Linked DNA regions of Homo sapiens: region 1 is linked to region 2. A link is a loop called in an ENCODE intact Hi-C map of the cell type or tissue named here. Cell type or tissue: MCF 10A. All regions are shown on one strand. Links, peaks and the distances in the headings refer to the core of each region. The heading gives the core; the rest is flanking DNA. Region 1 holds the start of LOC105373075 (a long non-coding RNA gene). Region 2 has its middle 28 kb from the start of WNT7B.

What was found. A loop is a pair of places that touch in the nucleus more often than their neighbours do. Peaks named below come from ENCODE experiments on the same cell type or tissue, not always from the same donor. Only the 100,000 strongest peaks of a DNase experiment are listed, where the experiment ranks them.
Region 1: a loop joins it to region 2, with 15 times the contacts of the local background. A loop is called at or near these places in 24 of 110 quality-filtered maps.

Annotation. Positions count from the first base shown.
Region 1 is chr22:46,543,075-46,551,457 of GRCh38, forward strand. It overlaps LINC02925 (long intergenic non-protein coding RNA 2925), which reads left to right. Exons shown (of 2, transcript NR_186692.1): 2 at 3,614-5,123. It overlaps LOC105373075 (a long non-coding RNA gene), which reads left to right and starts at 5,674. Exons shown (of 2, transcript XR_938316.2): 1 at 5,674-5,949. RefSeq lists enhancers at 3,564-6,889, 3,744-4,265, 4,266-4,785, 8,036-8,383. In MCF 10A, for the core only: no CTCF peak of the experiment used is centred there; a DNase peak (open chromatin) is centred at 4,527.
Region 2 is chr22:46,001,165-46,009,547 of GRCh38, forward strand. It overlaps the pseudogene LOC730668. Among named protein-coding and RNA genes, the nearest start is that of WNT7B, 28 kb to the left of the region's middle. RefSeq lists enhancers at 1-39, 5,113-6,104. In MCF 10A, for the core only: a CTCF peak has its summit at 5,345 (motif pointing right); DNase peaks (open chromatin) are centred at 5,397, 6,077, 6,397, 6,857 and 1 weaker place.

The DNA of each region.
Region 1 (8,383 bases), core at 2,609-6,608, 540 kb after region 2:
TATCATGGAGCCAATATGGGGGAATATTGTCTCACTTGATTACTGTTCTTTTTTTTTTTTTTTTTTTCTGAGATGGAGTCTTGCTCTATCACCCATGCTGGAGTGCAGTGGCACAATCTCGGCTCACTGCAAGCTCCGCCTCCCAGATTCACACCATTCTCCTGCCTCAGCCTCCTGAGTAGCTGGGACTACAGGCACCCGCCACCACGCCTGGCTAATTTTTTTGTATTTTTGGCAGAGACGGGGTTTCACCATGTTAGCCAGGATGGTCTTGATCTCCTGACCTTGTGATCCGCCCGCCTCAGCCTCCCAAAGTGCTGGGATTACAGGCGTGAGCCTGCGCCCGGCCCTGATTACTGTTTACTGATTACTGATTACTGTTCTTCTTTACATACCTCCCTCCCTTTTTATTTCCCTGAAACTGGGTCTCACTCTGTCACCCAAGCTGGAGGGCAGTGGCATGACCACAGCTCACTGCAGCCTCAAACCCCTGGGCGCAAGTGATCCTTCTGCCTCAGCCTCCTGAGTAGCTGGGACTACAGGCACATACCACTATGCTTGGCTAATTTTTTCTTTTTAATGTTTGTAGTGACAGGGTCTTGCTACATTGCCCAGACTGGTCTCAAACTCCCAACCTCAAGCTATCTTCCCTCCTCAGCCTCCCAGAGTGCTGGCATTACAGGCATAAGCCTCTATGTCTGGCCTTATTTATTTATTTATTTATTTATTTTTGTTTCACTCTTGTCACCCAGGATGGAATGCAATGGCACGATCTTGGCTCACTGCAACCTCCAACTCCCAGGTTCAAGCGATTCTCCTGCCTCAGCCTCCCATGTAGCTGGGATTACAGGCATGCGCCACCACACCTGGCTAATTTTTTGTACTTTTAGTAGAGATGATGTTTCTCCATGTTGGTCAGGGTGGTCACGAACTCCTGACCTCAGGTGATCCACCCACCTCAGCCTCCCAAAGTACTGGGATTACAGGCATGAGCCACTGCGCCCGGCAAAACCTGCATTTTCTTGCACCATCTCTATCTCTAAGAGAAGTCTGAGTGACCTACATTTAAGTTCTCAAGTTAAACTATTACATTTCCCTGCAACCTTGGTGCGGTGGCTCACGCCTGTAATCCCAGCACTTTGGGAGGCCGAGGCGGGCGGATCATGAGGTCAGGAGATGGAGACCATCCTGGCTAACACGGCGAAACCCTGTCTCCACTAAAAACACAAAAAAATTAGCCGGGCGTAGTGGCGGGTGTCTGTAGTCCCAGCTATTCGGAAGGCTGAGGCAGGAGAATGGCGTGAACCCGGGAGGCGGAGCTTGCAGTGAGCCGAGATCGTGCCACTGCACTCCAGCCTGGGTGACAGAGTGAGACTCCGTCTCAAAAAAAAAAAAATGAGATCAAGGGCCAGGTACGGTGGCACATGCCGGCAATCCCAACACTTTGGGAGGCCAAGGTGGGTGGATCACTTGAGCCCAGGAGTTCAGGACCAGCCTGGGTAACATAATGAAACCCCATCTCTAAAAAAAAAAAATTTTTTTTTTTTTGAGACGGACTCTCACTCTGTCCCCAGGCTGGAGTGCAATGGCGCAATCTCAGCTCACTGCAACCTCCACCTCCCGGGTTCAAGCGATTCTCCTTGATCTCCTCCTCAGCCTCCTGAGTGGCTGGGACTACAGGTGTGCACCACCACGCCCAGCTAATTTTTGTATTTTTAGTAGAGATGGGGTTTCACCATGTTGGCCAGGATGGTCTCAATCTCTTGACTTCGTGATCTGCCCACCTCAACCTCCCAAAGAGCTGGGATTACAGGTGTGAGCCATTGCACCCGGCCCAAAAAATAAATGTAAAAAGAAAAAAAAAAGGAGACACACTTCACATATCTTAAAAATTACCCACTTTAAAGTGTACAATTCAATGCTTTCAGTATAGTCACAGAGTTGTGTAGTCATCACCGCTATCTAATTCCAGAACATTGGATCACCCCAAAAAGAAGCCCCAAAGTCATCATCAATCCCCTGCCAGCCCCCAGCAACTGATAACTGGCTTCCTGACTCTATGGATTTGCCTGTCCTGGGTGGTTTGTGTCAGTGGAGTCACACACTGTGTGGCCTCTTGGGCCTGGCTGCTTTCTCAGCATCACATTTCACTGTTCCTGCACATTGGGGCATAAATTGGTGCTTCCTTCCTTTTGAAGGCTGAGTAACGTGTCACGCTGTGGATACACTACAGTTTGTTTATCTACTCATCAGCCAGTGGGGATTTGGGCTGTTTCCACTTTTGGACTCTTTTGAATACCCTCCCTTCCTTTTGAGTGGAGAAAAAAGGGCAAGACATTCCCTCTGCAAAATTGCACACAAAATCTTTTTTAAAATTATTCTTTTTATATTTTGGCATTGTAACTACTACTAACCATGCTGTCATCAACGGCTCAAAGAGGACTTTCCCTGGGGACTTTCCTCTGCCCCTGCTGGGTATAGGGAGGAGCACTAAAGTTGCCCTGAGGGCCAGGCACGGTGGCTCATGACCGTAATCCCAGCACTTTGGGAGGCCAAGGTAGGTGGATCACCTGAGGTCAGGAGTTCGAGACCAACCTGGCCAACATGGTGAAACCCCATGTCTACTAAAAACACAAAAATTAGCTGGGCGTGGTGGTGCGCACGTGTAGTCCCAGCTACTCAGGAACCTGAGGCAAGAGAATTGCTTGAACCGGGGAGGCAGAGATTGCAGTGAGCTGAGATCAAGCCACTGCACTCCAGCCTGGGTGACAGAGCGAGACTCCGTCTCAAAAAAAGAAAAAAACTGTTCTGAGGTAGGATTGGCAGATTGGGGGTGGGGGAAGCCAGTGGCCCCTACTTTTCTGTCCCCTCCTAACACGCTCACCCACCCCCTGATGCTGTTGCTGGACAGGAGGGCCACCCACCGCAGCAGCCGTGAGTTGATGACACTCTGCCAGCCTGGCCTTGTCCTCCCTGGCCCCCCGCTTATGTCCTGATTGGAATGGGGAAGCAAGAACAACCACACTTGAACCACCCACTGTCTCCTTTCCTTCATGCACATTCAGCCATTCATTCAATATTCATTCAATACCGTGGTAGACATGGACACCCCTCCCCCCACAGAGAGATTATTGTCATGGGAGAATACAGACAGTACATGTCAGATTATTTTTTTCTCTTCCTGAACTTGCAAAACTTTTCTGGGGTGCAAGAGAGATGGGCAGGTGATTGTGGGCAAGAACGATTCTACAGGAATGGGAGAGACCCAGAAAAGCTAGAGACAGTGTCAGCATTCTAATTATTATTATTGGTTTTGTTTTTGTTGTTTTTTTTGAGACACAATCTTGCCCTGTTGCCCAGGCTGGAGTGCAGTGGTGCGATCTCGGCTCACTGCAACCTCCGCCTCCCCGGTTCAAGCGATCCTCCTGCCTCAGCCTCCTGAGTAGCTGAGATCACTCCCGGCTAATTTTTTTGCATTTTTAGTAGAGATGGGATTTCACCATGTTGGCCAGGCTGGTCGCAAACTCCTGACCTCAAGTGATCCGCCCCGCCTTGGCCTCCCAGTGCTGAGATTGCCGCATCCTAATTATATCATTGTATCTTCTTTTTAAAGATTAAAAGACAGACGGCAACACTGGGGTTGCAGAGCTCAGGAGCCAGTCCTGGCCCCCTGCCTCCTCCCTCATGAGGTTCCCCTGATCCCCAGGACATCGGCTTCCACATCTGCACATCTGGGAGACAAATGCACCATCAGGGAGGGCAAATCATACCTGGGAAGGGCCTGACTCCAGCAGTTTCAGCAGTGGCTGAAAGATCATGGCTATTTTTGCCATCATTACAATGGAATGTCCACTCCCTCCAGCCACCTCCACAGCAATCAACACCGGTGTCCAGCCACTCTACATGGACGTGTGGGGAACAGAGCACAGGCCTCTTGGCTTGGCTGTGGTCACCGGGAGGGAGCAGGGAGGGACAGCTGCCAAGAGGATGGGGGAGGGAGCCTGCTACTCAGGAACGCTGGGGCAAGACATGAGACAAAGGGCTGCCTTCACCCACCAGTAGGAGCCTGACCCTGAGCCCAAAGAAACTGCCCACCTGTGTGCTGACCCCAGGGCCTGAGGACAGGTCCCCAAGTGGACGTCTCAAAGAGAGTCCCACATTCCAGGGCACATGGGAACTATGGCCTTCTGGCAGCTGGAGGGCAGCAGGAAGGGCACAGCTGTCTGAGACCCGTGTGGCTTCCCAGAAAGAGGTGCCACCCCTGAGGAGGCACCGGTGCTCACGGACTCCTGGTTGCCAGTCTTGCCAGGGCAAAAAGGCAAGCGAAGGAAACCCTCTCTTCGTGGGGCACTCTGCCTTGCAGTGTCAGGTGAGATCCCGGGGGGAAAGCTGGCTTGAGCTCCTCTGGAATGTGCAGGGAGGACTCCGTCAGGCCCGGCTCTGCCTCCAAGCTGGGCAGCAGGCGAGCCCCAGAGCTCCACCAGCCCCACTGGCAGAGGAGGGCCCTCACGAGGCAGGAGCCCATGATTCATGCCCTGCTGGAATTTGTCGAGCATGCCGAGATTTGCAGCTCCTCCGAGATTGGGTCCTGCCCTGATCAAAAGAAAAGAAGATGGATGAGGACACTATAAATAGGCCAGAGCCACCCAGCTGGCCTCGGGGATGCAGGCGGTATGTGTTCTGGGCTCTCACGAAGCTAAGAAACTCTAAATCCAAGGTGACATCGTGGCACACCGCCACCTGCTTCAGGGGGACACAGGGGACAAGGAGGAGCTATTGGCAGAGCGCTCGGTTCCTGCAAGTTCCAACTTCTGCTAAAATTGGTTAATTGGTTCCTTTGCATGATTCAGGGCACACAGGCTTCTCTGTCCACAAAATTTGCTCGCCTGCACACCCAGAGAAATGGACTTGGCTTGGTTTTTCTGAACTTTTGCCTCTGCGGAATCAGCAGTGGACGTGTGAGCTGGGGCCTCTGTCCCTGTCATGTGAGGAGGTCAGGCAGGACAAGCAGGAAGCACTGGGCAATGAGTCAGGAGGCCTGGTGGGGAGCTTGGGTGAGTCTGTTTTCCTCTCTGGACCTCAGTCTTCTCCTCTGGTTGATGTAATAAAATCCTACAAACTGAGTCTTTTTTTTTTTTTTTGAGACAGAGTCTTACTCTCTCACCCAGGCTGGAGTGCAGTAACATGATCTCAGCTCACTGCAACCTTCATCTCCCGGGTTCAAGCAATTCTCCTGCCTCAGCCTCCTGAGTAGCTGGGATTACAGGCATGCACCACCATGCCCGGCTAATTTTTGTATTTTTAGTAGAGACAAGGTTTCACCATGTTGGCCAGGCTGGTCTCGAACTCCTGACCTCAGGTGATCCACCCGCCTTGGCCTCCCAAAGTACTAGGATTACAGGTATGAGCCACTGCACCCAGCCACACAAACTTAGTGTTTTGTTTTGTTTTGTTTTGTTTTGAGACAGAGTCTCGCTGTGTCGCCAGCTGGAGTGCAGTGGCGCGATCTCAGCTCACTGCAAGCTCCACCTCCTGGGTTCATGCCATTCTCCTGCCTCAGCCTCCCGAGTAGCTGGGACTACAGGTGCCCACCACCACGCCCGGCTAATTTTTTTTTTCTTAGTAGAGACAGGGTTTTACCGTGTTAACCAGGATGGTCTCGATCTCCTGAACTTGTGATCCGCCCGCCTCAGCCTCCCAAAGTGCTGGGATTACAGGCGTGAGCCACCACGCCCGGCCCAAACTTAGTCTTAAAGTTAACTTAGTCTTAAACAAGATGCTGATTATCTGCTGGTTGCGGAGGTCAGCGGTCTGAGATGGCTCTCTCTACATCTCTACATGGGTGAACGTCACAATGTCTGCCTTGTTGGGGTCAAGCCAGGTTCTGCTGGGAAGCCAGTGCTCGTGGTCTGCCAGAGTCCAGGACGGGGCTGTGCAGTCGGCAGGAGGGTGAGTGATCCATCAGTGTCACTCCTGGCCAGGGTGTTCTGGGAGGAGAAGGGGGGCTTTGTTTGAGTGGAAGCCAGGAGCATTCCCAAGGCTGGCCTTTGGGGGGTACCCACTGTGACCCCCAAATCCTCACCACACTTCAGAGATGCTTCCTGAGGCCAAGACTGGGGCAAAGCTGCTTCATTTCATCTGGGCCATGCACCATTGTTGGGGGCCTGCCTGTGCCCAGCCCTGTGCTGGACTCTGCCCCTAATTTTTCAGATATGTGGCCCGCCCTTGGTAAGTCCCGTCTGCTGTGCTGGGGAGACAGACATACACACATACTCGGTCAAATACTGTGGAGCAAAACCAAGGGACAGGTCACTCTAGAGAGACAGTGAAGGGGGGTGTCTGTGAAAGCTGTCCAGGGTAACTGGGTTTTGAAGGTTCTCCAGGCAGACAAGAATGTTGAATTCCAGCCAAGGGGAAAAACATATACAAAGACCTAGAGGAATCAAACAGACTCTGTGTGGCAGGGGAGAATTTGTGACTATAGGCAATTTAATATTACTGAGGGGTGAAATCGTAGGGGTGGAGAGTAGGGTGGGAGTTGAGGCCAGAGGTAGGCAGGGGTGGGTTAAGGGGTCTGGCCTTTGTACTGCAGGCACTGGGGATTTTCAGCTGTAGAGGGACAAGGTCAGCTGTGCATCTGAGAGCATGGGTGGCTGGAGAAGAGCAGGGGTCGGGGAGGAGACCAGTTGAGCATAGAACCAGAGGCCCATGGTGAGATGTTGCCGGAGGACACAGGTGAAGAGGCGGCTTTCCATCCTGAAAGGATGTCTGCCCAGCATAACACACAGGGCACCAGAACCCACCCACAATGACTCTGGCCAGCCAAGAGGTGGGTTACCCCAAAGTCCCACCCAGGAGCTTCTTTGGTGGAGGAGGGGACTACTGTCCCCAGGCTGCCAGTCTCAGAGATAACGAGAGTTCTTGTCTTTCTCATAGTCAGCAGTTCCAACATTTGAGAGTCACTGCTCACCCACCTGCAGTGATGAGGGGGGTTGAATCTCTTTGTTTCTGCCTCTGTAAATGTGGACACCTGGCCCCTTTACTGTGGCAATACTGGCGGGTGAAGCCCCCCAACCCGTGTGGAGAAGGGGCTCCGAGAGGCCCCCGCTCCCGCACCCCAGTCAGGTGAATATGATCGTGTCCTTTTGTGATCAGCGTGGGGACAGCAGCAGGAATTAGAGCAGTGGGACAGGCACCAGCACCCACTCCTTCAGGCCGGGCTTTCTCCCCATCTCCCACCCCGTTCACTCCTGCAAGGGGCTCTTCTCTGGCCAGTGAGGCGAAGGCCAGAGGAGAGGGGTGGGGATGCCTATCCTGTCCTACCTGCCTTCACCGCGGAGCAGGGCAGTCGGGGCCAGTCCATGCGGCAGGTTCTGCCTCCCGGGACAAGCCCAGAGCCAGGCAGCCTTTCTCACTGGGTCCGTCTGGGTGGGCTCCTGGAGGTGGGGATGGCATCTCCAAGGAAAGGACTGGAGGTGAGGCTTGTGGAGGGGAAGGCAGACCTGGGGCAGGAGGGAGGGATTCCAGAAGCTTCTGGATGGGAGGTGGACTGCAGGGAATGTGGGATCTCCCCAGAGAGAGGCCAGACATCCCCGGTGTCGGGAGCTGGGCCATGGAGGGGGAGTTTGGTGAATGCCCTGGCCATGGCCCAACAGGACAGAGCTTTGGCTTTAGTGTAAATCAGAATCTCCCCTCTAATTTTGGGGTGTGGACATGGTAACAAATTGGGGCTCTTCCGGGAAATAAGAGGGGGACGGACCCCACATTTCCAGGGTCCAAAAAAACTCTACCTCCCTCTATGCCCCACATGCCCAGAGAAGGTGTAGCTTCTCTGCTTTGCCTGTAACCCTCTGAGTGTCCTCCTGAGCCCCTTCTGCTGGGCAGTGGGCACAAAACGAGGCCAGCCCAGCTGGGCACAGTGGCTCATGCCTGTAATCCCAGCACTTTGGGAGGCCGAGGTGGGCAGATCATGAGGTCAGGAGTTTGAGACCAGCCTGACCAACATGGTGAAACCCCATCCCTACTAAAAACACAAAAATTAGCCAGGCATGGTGGCATGCGCCTGTAATCCCAGCTACTCAGGAGGCTGAGGCCAGAGAATCACTTGAACCCGGGAGGAGGAGGTTGCAGTGAGCCAAGATCACGCCATTGCACTCCAGCCTGGGCGTTCTGAGTGAGACTCCATCTAAAAAAAAAACAAAAAACAAAAAACCGAGGCCAGCCCTGTGACATCAGACCCCAGATCCCTCCCCTCCTCCACTGCCGTCTCTCCAGTTTCTGGGTGCTTGAGGGGATGATGTGGCTTATGTGGCCGCCTGGTGACAGGGGTTCTCAGGGCCTCCAGCCTGAGTCTCTGCCTCCTCATCCTCCAGCCTGCTGTCCC
Region 2 (8,383 bases), core at 2,963-6,962:
TCACTTGGTATCATCTGAGCTCCACCAGCCAGCACCCCTGGAGAGCCAGGCAGATGCAGGGGCTTTCCCAGCCCAGCCCAGTGCTCACATGGCACCTCCACCACCCACTCACGGGGTGGTCACAGGCCCAGTTGACCCAGGGGAGAAGCATTAGCACCACCCTGGATGGGGCATGGTGTGGCTCTAGGAGACGCCTTGGATGGGAGATCCAGCCCTTCCACAGCATCCTCCACTCCTGTATCAGGAAATCCGCCCTTTGCCCTGGCAGCTTTGCCTGTCCCTCACTGGAACATGCTCCAGCCACCAGGCTTGCATCTTCAGAGCCCCGCTGCCGCTTTTCTCTATGCCTTCCCAGCCCCTCACTGCACCTGCTCCAGCTGGCCCAGAGGCCGACCCTGTGGGCACGTTTGCCAGCTCCCTGTGCTGGGACCTGTCCGTGGCCTCTGCCGGCGCGAGGCACTGGCAGGAGGCCTAAGGGTCCCTGCCACCAGTGGCTGCAGCTACCTCCCCGTTTGGCCACCAGCCCCAGAGAACGGCTCCTTCCCTCCTAGCTTTTCCTGAGCTGGGCCCACGCCTTTGTCCTGTTTTTAAACGCTCCTCAAGTGGCCCAAATTAAGGGGCCACACTATCTGCTTCCCCCAGGGAGCCAAGAGGGCTGCCAGCTGTCACTCGTGGGACTCCGGCCAAGGGGCCCCTTAAGACTTCCATGGAGAAGAGCTGCTTTGAGACGGTCACTGCCCTCGTGCTGGCTCAGTGGGGACAGGGCTGCAGGGTCTAACTCCAGAAAGACTCGGCCCCAGCAGGGGAGCTGGCGCCAACCAGACAGCTGAATCAACAGCCACCGCCATGGGTCCAGGCCCCCTGCAGCCTGGCGGCCCCACACGCAGGACTGGGGGCTGCTCAAGGCCAAGGGTGGGGCTGTACTCCTCAGTGGTGACGGCAGCAGCCCCCTACCCCCTTGCCCACCCTGGCTCCTGTGTCCCACAGTGAGGTCTCTCCGGTGCACAGCCTGGGTGAGGGGTTGGTGGGTCCAGATGGCACATTCAGACCCTACATCCCCAGCCTAGCAGAGCAGGGGGCGTCAAAGGGGAAGGAGCAGTGGGGGGAGGAACGAGGGGTGGGGGTGTGCTTTGGAAGCCTTGAGAGTTGCCCTGAAGGCTTGAACCGCCCCCAGGGCCAGCAGGAGAGCCATTACCATAACCAGGCAGGGTCCCCTTTTAAGAAAACTGCCCTGGTGGGCTGGTTGCGGTGGCTCACGCCTGTAATCCCAGCACTTTGGGAGGCTGAAGCAGGCAGATCACGAGGTCAGGAGTTCGAGACCAGCCTGACCAGCATGGTGAAACCCCATCTCTACTAAAAGTACAAATAATTAGCCGGGCATGGTGGCGCGTGCTTGTAGTCTCAGCTACTCAGGAGGCTGAGGCAGGAGAATTGCTTGAACCCGGCAGGCGGAGGTTGCAGTGAGCCGAGATCGTGCCACCGCACTTCGGCCTGGGCGAGTGAGACTCCGTCTCAAAAAAAAAAAAAAGAAAAGAAAAAGAAAACTGCCCTGGTGGCCACTGATGGAGAAATGGAGGGACAGAGGCCAGGGAGGGAGACTCTCGCTGGGGCATGGAGGGCTTCCGGGCAACAGTGCAGCCCAAACAGAGTGGGCCTTGGCCAGAGGTGGACAAAGCCAGATGCTGAGGGTGGGGTGGGCACAGCGAGAGGCAGCCACACTAGCTGCTCCCGCTGGGCCAGGCCTGGTGGATGGTGTCATCCTCCCTCACATTCCTGGATCTCAGGGACACCACTTCCCCAGGCTCAAGCAGCTGAGTCATGAGTGTCCTCCCTTCAGGGGACCCAGCCATTGGCTTGGGTAGATTAGTTCTGATTTAACCCCAAAATAATGACTTAGTGGCTTTCCTAACTGCAGCCAGCTTTGCAGGGCCTCCGAGCTTTCAGGCCACCTCCCCTCCCAGATGCCCTTGAGCTGGACCTGAGAAGACCCGCCCAGAGGAAGGCGAGGAAGACTCCACAGGGGTGACAGGGGCCCAGACACCCCCTATCTGCATCAGGACCCATGTGAGCAGAGCTCACCCTGTTGTCGCCCTGGGCACTGTGGCCATCTGCCAAGGGACAGATAGATGGACCTTCCTAGTCCTCAGGCCTCAGGCCATCCACAGGGTAAACCCACATCCACCCACATCTCCTGGAGCCTCCCCCGCCTGGGAATGGGAGCGAATGACCCCATCACACTGGTCTGATGGATGAGTGAGCAGCACCCAGGAGGCCGGACGCGGGAGGCTTGGCCTGGCCGGCAGGGAGTGGGCGCCCTGGGCTGGGACCGGGTTTCCTGCTCCCCTCTGTCTAGGCTTTTCCTGGGGGACCTGGCCTTGGAGGCCAGCGCCTGAGGGCCCCGCAAGACAGTCAGTCTTGCTGTCACTCCCAATGCCATCTTGTGTCCCCTCTCCCCAGACCCCTCTGCTCTGGGAGACTGGTGAGTGAACACCTCGTGAGGTGCATCCTGTGTGGGCAGGATTCCGACCAAGTGCTCCGACGTGGAAGGAAAGAATGCACACTCAGGCAATCTGGGTGTGACCACCTTGCTGTCCTGCGATCTAGGGGATGAGAGGAGGTGACAAGGCCCAAGGGGGTCATGCCGCAGACATGCCCAGGCCCGGCCTGTGTGGTCAGCTGAGGGTCCTTTAGCTGCCCGTCTACTGTCCTCAGGTAGGATGCCTCGTGCTGGGAGCCAGGCCGCCCAGCACCCTTCCAGCCTCTGCTGACTCCAGCTGTGTGTCGTCGGGCATCTTACTCAACCTCTCTGTTTCTTGTCCTTCTGCGCCTAGGGTCATGATAGACCTTGCTTCCCAGCAAGCATGGAAGAGGCTGCGAAGAACAGCTGGTGCCCAGGAAACTGGGAAGCCCTGGCTAGGTCTCAGTGCTGTGGCTGCTGGTGTTCACACCATGGGCCAATGCTAGGGATTCACAGAGGCAGGGGATGGGGTCCCTGCTCCAGGGTTCTCCCAGTCTGAGGGGCAGACATGTGACTGATGTCAACTCTCCTGGGTGGCCTGGGGTGAGAGAGAGTGACTCATCCCTGGGTGCCTTGGGGACGGTGGCCCTAGGAGGGGACTCCCCTGGCCCTGAAGAGTTGTGTGGCATCCCAGGTAGAGGGGCTGGAGGGGTAAAGCCCACCGCCATGCTCCGAGCACGCTGAGGGCTTGGTGTGAGAGTGTGGTGGATGTGGGTTGGGTGGGCTGCGAGGCCTCCAGCCTCCCACCTGCCTGCCTTTATTGATTTCCAGGGATTCAGGACCTCAGACGCTGGGCCGGTGACAGGCCCCTGGGATTCTGGTCGCAGTCCAAAGGGTCTCTGGCCACCCTGGGCCTGATCAAGTCCTCCCTCTATCTGGATCTATTTCTCCGTCACCAAAAGTTGGCACTTGGGTTTAGTGGCTGACAGCCCTTCTGATTCTAACAGGAAGTGGCTCTGCAGGGTTCCGTCACGCACGCGCTGTGCTGGGGGTCCAGGAGAGGGCTCTAGGAGTCGGACGGTTGGTGGGGGAGGATGGAGTCTGGCTGCAGAGCCCAAGCATGTTTTGTGGGGGCCCGGCGGGTGAAGGGTGTCACAGCGATGGAGGTGCAAGGTGATAGATGAGAGAGGCAGTCCCAGCACAGGAACCCAAGCAGGCAGCACCTGCATGGCATGGCTCTCCCGCCCTCCATTCGCGGGGCGGCCTCCCATCCTCCATTCTGATGGTGACATTGAAAATGAAACGCCAGGACCCCAGCACCTGCATGGTGTGGCCCTTCCGTCCTCCATTCTTTTTTCTTTTACTTTTTTCTTTTTTTTTTTTTTTTTGAGACAGAGTCTTGCCCTGTCGCACAGGTTGGAGTGCAGTGGTGTGATCTCAGCTCACTGCAACCTCCGCCTCCCGAGTTCAAGCGATTCTTCTGCCTCATTCTCCCAAGTAGCTGAGACTACAGGCACCTGCCACCATGCTTGGCTAATTTTTGTGTTTTTAGGAGAGACGGGGTTTCACCATGTTGGCCAGGCTGGCCTCGAACTCCTGACCTCAGGTGATCCGCCTGCCTCGGCCTCCCAAAATGCTGGGATTACAGGCATGAGCCACCACGCCCGGCCTCCATCCACCCTTCTGATGGTGACATTGGAAATGCCAGGACCCCAGGGGTTCAGGTGGCCAACCCAGCTTCCAATCCACCCGTGTAGCCCCATGTGCCATGCCTTGGGTAGGTTGCCAGGGTTCTGAGCCTCTCCCTCCTTGTGTGAAAGCCCCTCTCCTGGATCTGGGCAGAGGGTGTGCACAGCCTCTGGAAGTGGCCTGGCGGGCGTGGGGGCTCAGTGAGCACAGGGCCTGGGCTTGCAGGTGAAGCCCGAGGAGGTGGTATGGCTCCACCTGGCTGCCCTGGGGACCCAAGGTGCGGGCATGGGCACTGGCCCTCTGCCCCAGGAGAACGGCTGCCGGCCTTGACATCTTGGCGCCTCCCCCGCTCCCTCAGCCCTGTCCCCTGCACCTAGGGCCCTGTAGGGGCATCCCAAACTGGCACCTTATTCCCGTGAACTGGGCCCTTCTCTTCAGTTTCCCTCAGTTAGGAAGCCAGGTCCCGTCTTTCTTTCTTTCTTTTTTTTTTTTTTTTTTTGAGACAGTCCAGCTCTGTCGGCCAGGCTGGAGTGCAGTGGCATGATCTCAGCTCACTGCAACCTCCATCTCCTGGGCTCAAGCAATTCTCCTGCCTCAGCCTCCTGAGTAGCTGGGATTACAGGTGTGTGCCACCATGCCCAGCTAAGTTTTGTATTTTTAGTAGAGACAAGGTTTCACCACGTTGGCCAGGCTGGTCAAGAACTCCTGACCTCAGGTAATCCGCCCGCCTCGGCCTCCCAAAGTGCTGGGATTACAGGCGTGAGCCACTGTGCCCGGCCACCAGGTCCCATTTTAGTGACCACCCCCACACCCCGAAGAATAATAAGCCTCGACCTTCCCCACCCACTCCTCCCCTCCTAGAGCCTGAAGCCCCAGGTGGCTGTTGACTGGAGGGGAGGGGAGCACTTTCCACTGGAATATCTGACTTCAAACCTCTCCGGCCCCAGCTTCCTGCAGGCTCTGCCCCCTGAAACTGACAACCCAGCTGTGAAGCGGCAAACATGATCATCCCTCTCTTGTGTGTGGGAGGGGTGAAGATTCAATGAAATATCACAAGTGACACTCTCACCCAGGGCTCCCAGAGAGGGTGGCCCCAGCCCTACGACACCCATGGCCCCAGGGGAGCTCATGACTTTGAGGGTGTCGGTGACCCTGGGGGTGCCCTGGCTCTGGACTGGGCCACCATGTGTCACTGCAGCCACCAGGGGGCAGCAGAGGGGAGCTGTTCTGCTTTCAGGAGCTGGTGCCTGTGCTTCCTGCAAGGAGGGGGGACAAGAAGGCCCCCGGGGTCACTCGAGGCCAGCAGAGGAGTCCAGACTCCGATCCCAGCTCCACTGCTGCCTCCCGCACGCCTGGAGCCAGCCCGGCCCTCATCTGTGCACGCAGGGTGTGCTGCACCCCACCAGGCATCTCCAACTCGGAGATTCAGCTGCAGCCCTGGCCGTCAGACCCACGGGCCCTGAAGTCCAGGGGGCCCTCTCGCCCGCCTCCTGTCTGCAGATGGGGAAATTGAGGCCCAGCCAGGGCAGGGGATTTGCCGACGTTTCGCAACAAATTCGAGTCAGAAATAGGCCCAGCTGGGCCTGCCGGCGCGGAGGCCCGCTCGGGACACTGCTGGCCAACGCAGGGCCCAGCACGGTCCCAGTCACACCCACAGCAGGGTCCTGCCAGCCTTCTCCGCTCTCCCCTGGGGGAAGTGACCCTCCTCCACCTCCCAGAGCCCACGTGAGTCCGCAGGAGGCCCCCCTGGGCCAGGTGCCAGGTGCCGAGTGGCTGCCTCCAACTCGGGGGCTGCTATGCAAGGATGTTTCCAGTTCTCCGGGTCCTTCCTTCCACCTGGGAGGTCCGGGGCTGCCGGGCCATGCTGGTCCCTGTGGCCCTAGGGCCCGCCCAGCGCAGGGCCTGGCAGGGAGAGGGGGAAACGTGGGTGAGGGAAGTGAGTCACCCCTTGGGACACTTCCCTGCTCAGTTCCTGCCTCTCAGCAGCTTCTGCGAGGCAGGTCACACCTGCAGGGGAGCCTGGCAGCGCTAGGAGAGGCAAGGGGTGGGGGTGCCGCCTTTTCATGGGGCCAAGAGGGGCCCTGAGAGGGACACCGGGTGGACAGCCCCAGGGGCCTCCTTGCTCGGCCAGCCGGCATCTCCCCCTGCTCCCAGCATAGGAGGGCCGGTGGCCTGAGTGCTCTGCTCCGTGCCCGGAAAAGACTCATGTTCCAGGAAAAAGCCGCTTGGCAGGTCGGAGCAAGCTCATGGTGCTGTTCCCAGACCCGATGCGATGCGTGTGGAGGGAGGCCTGCCCTTGCCCCCAGGGCTGCAGGGCGAGAACAGACCTTGATTCCTGCTATAACCCTGGGCACGGCCTCTGTTTCTCCGCGTGTGCCCGGGGGCGGCGTGTTCTCAGGGCAGGGGCCTCTAAGGATCAGAGTGAGGCTGCAGGCCCAGGCTGAGGCCTGCACCACCTCGGCCGGGAGATGAGTAAATGTCTGGGTCCCCCTGGCCACTCCAGAGTGAGGCCGCCAAGCCTCCGGCCTGAAGTCCGGCTCCTGTTCTCAGCCTGCCAGGCCCTTGTGCGGTGGCGTCGGGCAGGCAGGGCAGGGAGGCCACGGCAGCCATCTTCCCGGGGAGCTGGGGCCTGGCCAGCAGCGTTTCCCAGTGGCCTCCTCCTGTGCTCCGAGCTGCATTACCTCATCGGGAAGCCATTCCAGAAAGGAGCTGCGGAGCCCCTGGGAGTGGGAGTGGGGAGAGCTGCGTCAGCGCCCTCCTGGCAGCCTCGGTGCCAGACGAGGGCAGGCGTCACGCCTCCGGGTGTCTGCCTGCCGAGCGACTGCTGGGAGAGCAGCTGGCTTTTGTCAGCGTTTCGGGGTGACCGGGCTGGGCTGCAGCAGGCAGGTGGCGTGGCACGGCCCATGGCCGGCCAGCTACCAGGTGGGCAGAGGATCTATTTCAAGAGCCGGAACCAAATGGCCAGGCATGAGGGGAAGCCAGGTGCAAACTCAGTGGCAGAGACCAAGCCCTGACCCCGCAGTCCCAGGCCTCAGTTTCCCCTCAGGCCAGCCCTCCTCCCAGCACCTGTCCTCTGCTTCCTATAGCCACAAAGAGCACCAGACACGAGTGAGCAGGTGACTACACTCCCTGCTGCCCGCTGGTGTAAGCCAGAGGCCCTGCCACCCACAGCTGGCCTCCAGAGGCCTTTCTGGACCACAGGGTCAGGGCTGAGAGGGGTGGGGGTGGCAGGGGCAGCTGAGGTGCTGGAGAGGGAGGACAAGCTTCCTGCCTGTGGAGGAGACAAGGGCAGCTCCCAACCCTGCTCCTAGCCTTCCTGCCAAGTTTGGATTCCAGAAACACCTCTTGGTGCCTCAGTTTTCTCATCTGTTTTGTGTGTGTGTGTGTGTGTGTGTGTGTGTTTTGTAGATAGGGTCTTTCTCTGTCACCCAGGCTGGAGTGCTGTGGTGCGATCATGGCTCACTGCAACCTCTACCTCCTGGGCTCAAGCAATCCTCCCGCCTCAGTCTCTCGAGTAGCTGGGACCACAGGTGCACACCACCATGCCTGGCTAATTTTTGTTTGTTGGTTCATTTTTGTAGCGACAGGGTCTCCCTATGTTGCCCATACTGGTCTCAAACTCAGCTCAAGTGATCTGCCCGCCTCAGCTTCCCAAAGTGCTGGGATTACAGGCATGAGCCACTGCGCCCAGCCCGGCTTTCTCATCTGTAAAATGGGTTGACAATGCCCACCCAGATAATGGTTGAAAGGACTCGTGAAACCACGTAGGAGGCACAGGCAGACAGGCACTTGTGGGGGTCCATGAATGAGCCTCAGTGCCAGCTCCCCCAGGCCAGCTTCCAGCCTTCACACTGTCTGGGCCAGAGGAGTCTTCCTAAAACAGAGGACTGTGTGGAGCACTTCTCCACAGAGAAGCCTCTTGCCTCAAGTCAGTGACACTGTCCTCCAGCCCCACCCAACTGTACATGTGCCCAAGCTCATCATACTTTTCCTCAAACCCTGTCTGTCAGGAAAACTCCTACTCACCCCGCAAAACTCCATGTGAGATGCCCACTCGCTCATCTAAAATGCCTCACAGGATTACTCTAAGAACCAAAGAAGAATATACATGTGTGAACACATGGGCATGGTTGCCAAGTGAGGGGCATCACATTCATGACTGTCCCCATTACTTATTAGAGCAACCATAACCAAGAATGCAGCGGTGGGCAGGAAGTGTTACTGGGGATAGGAATT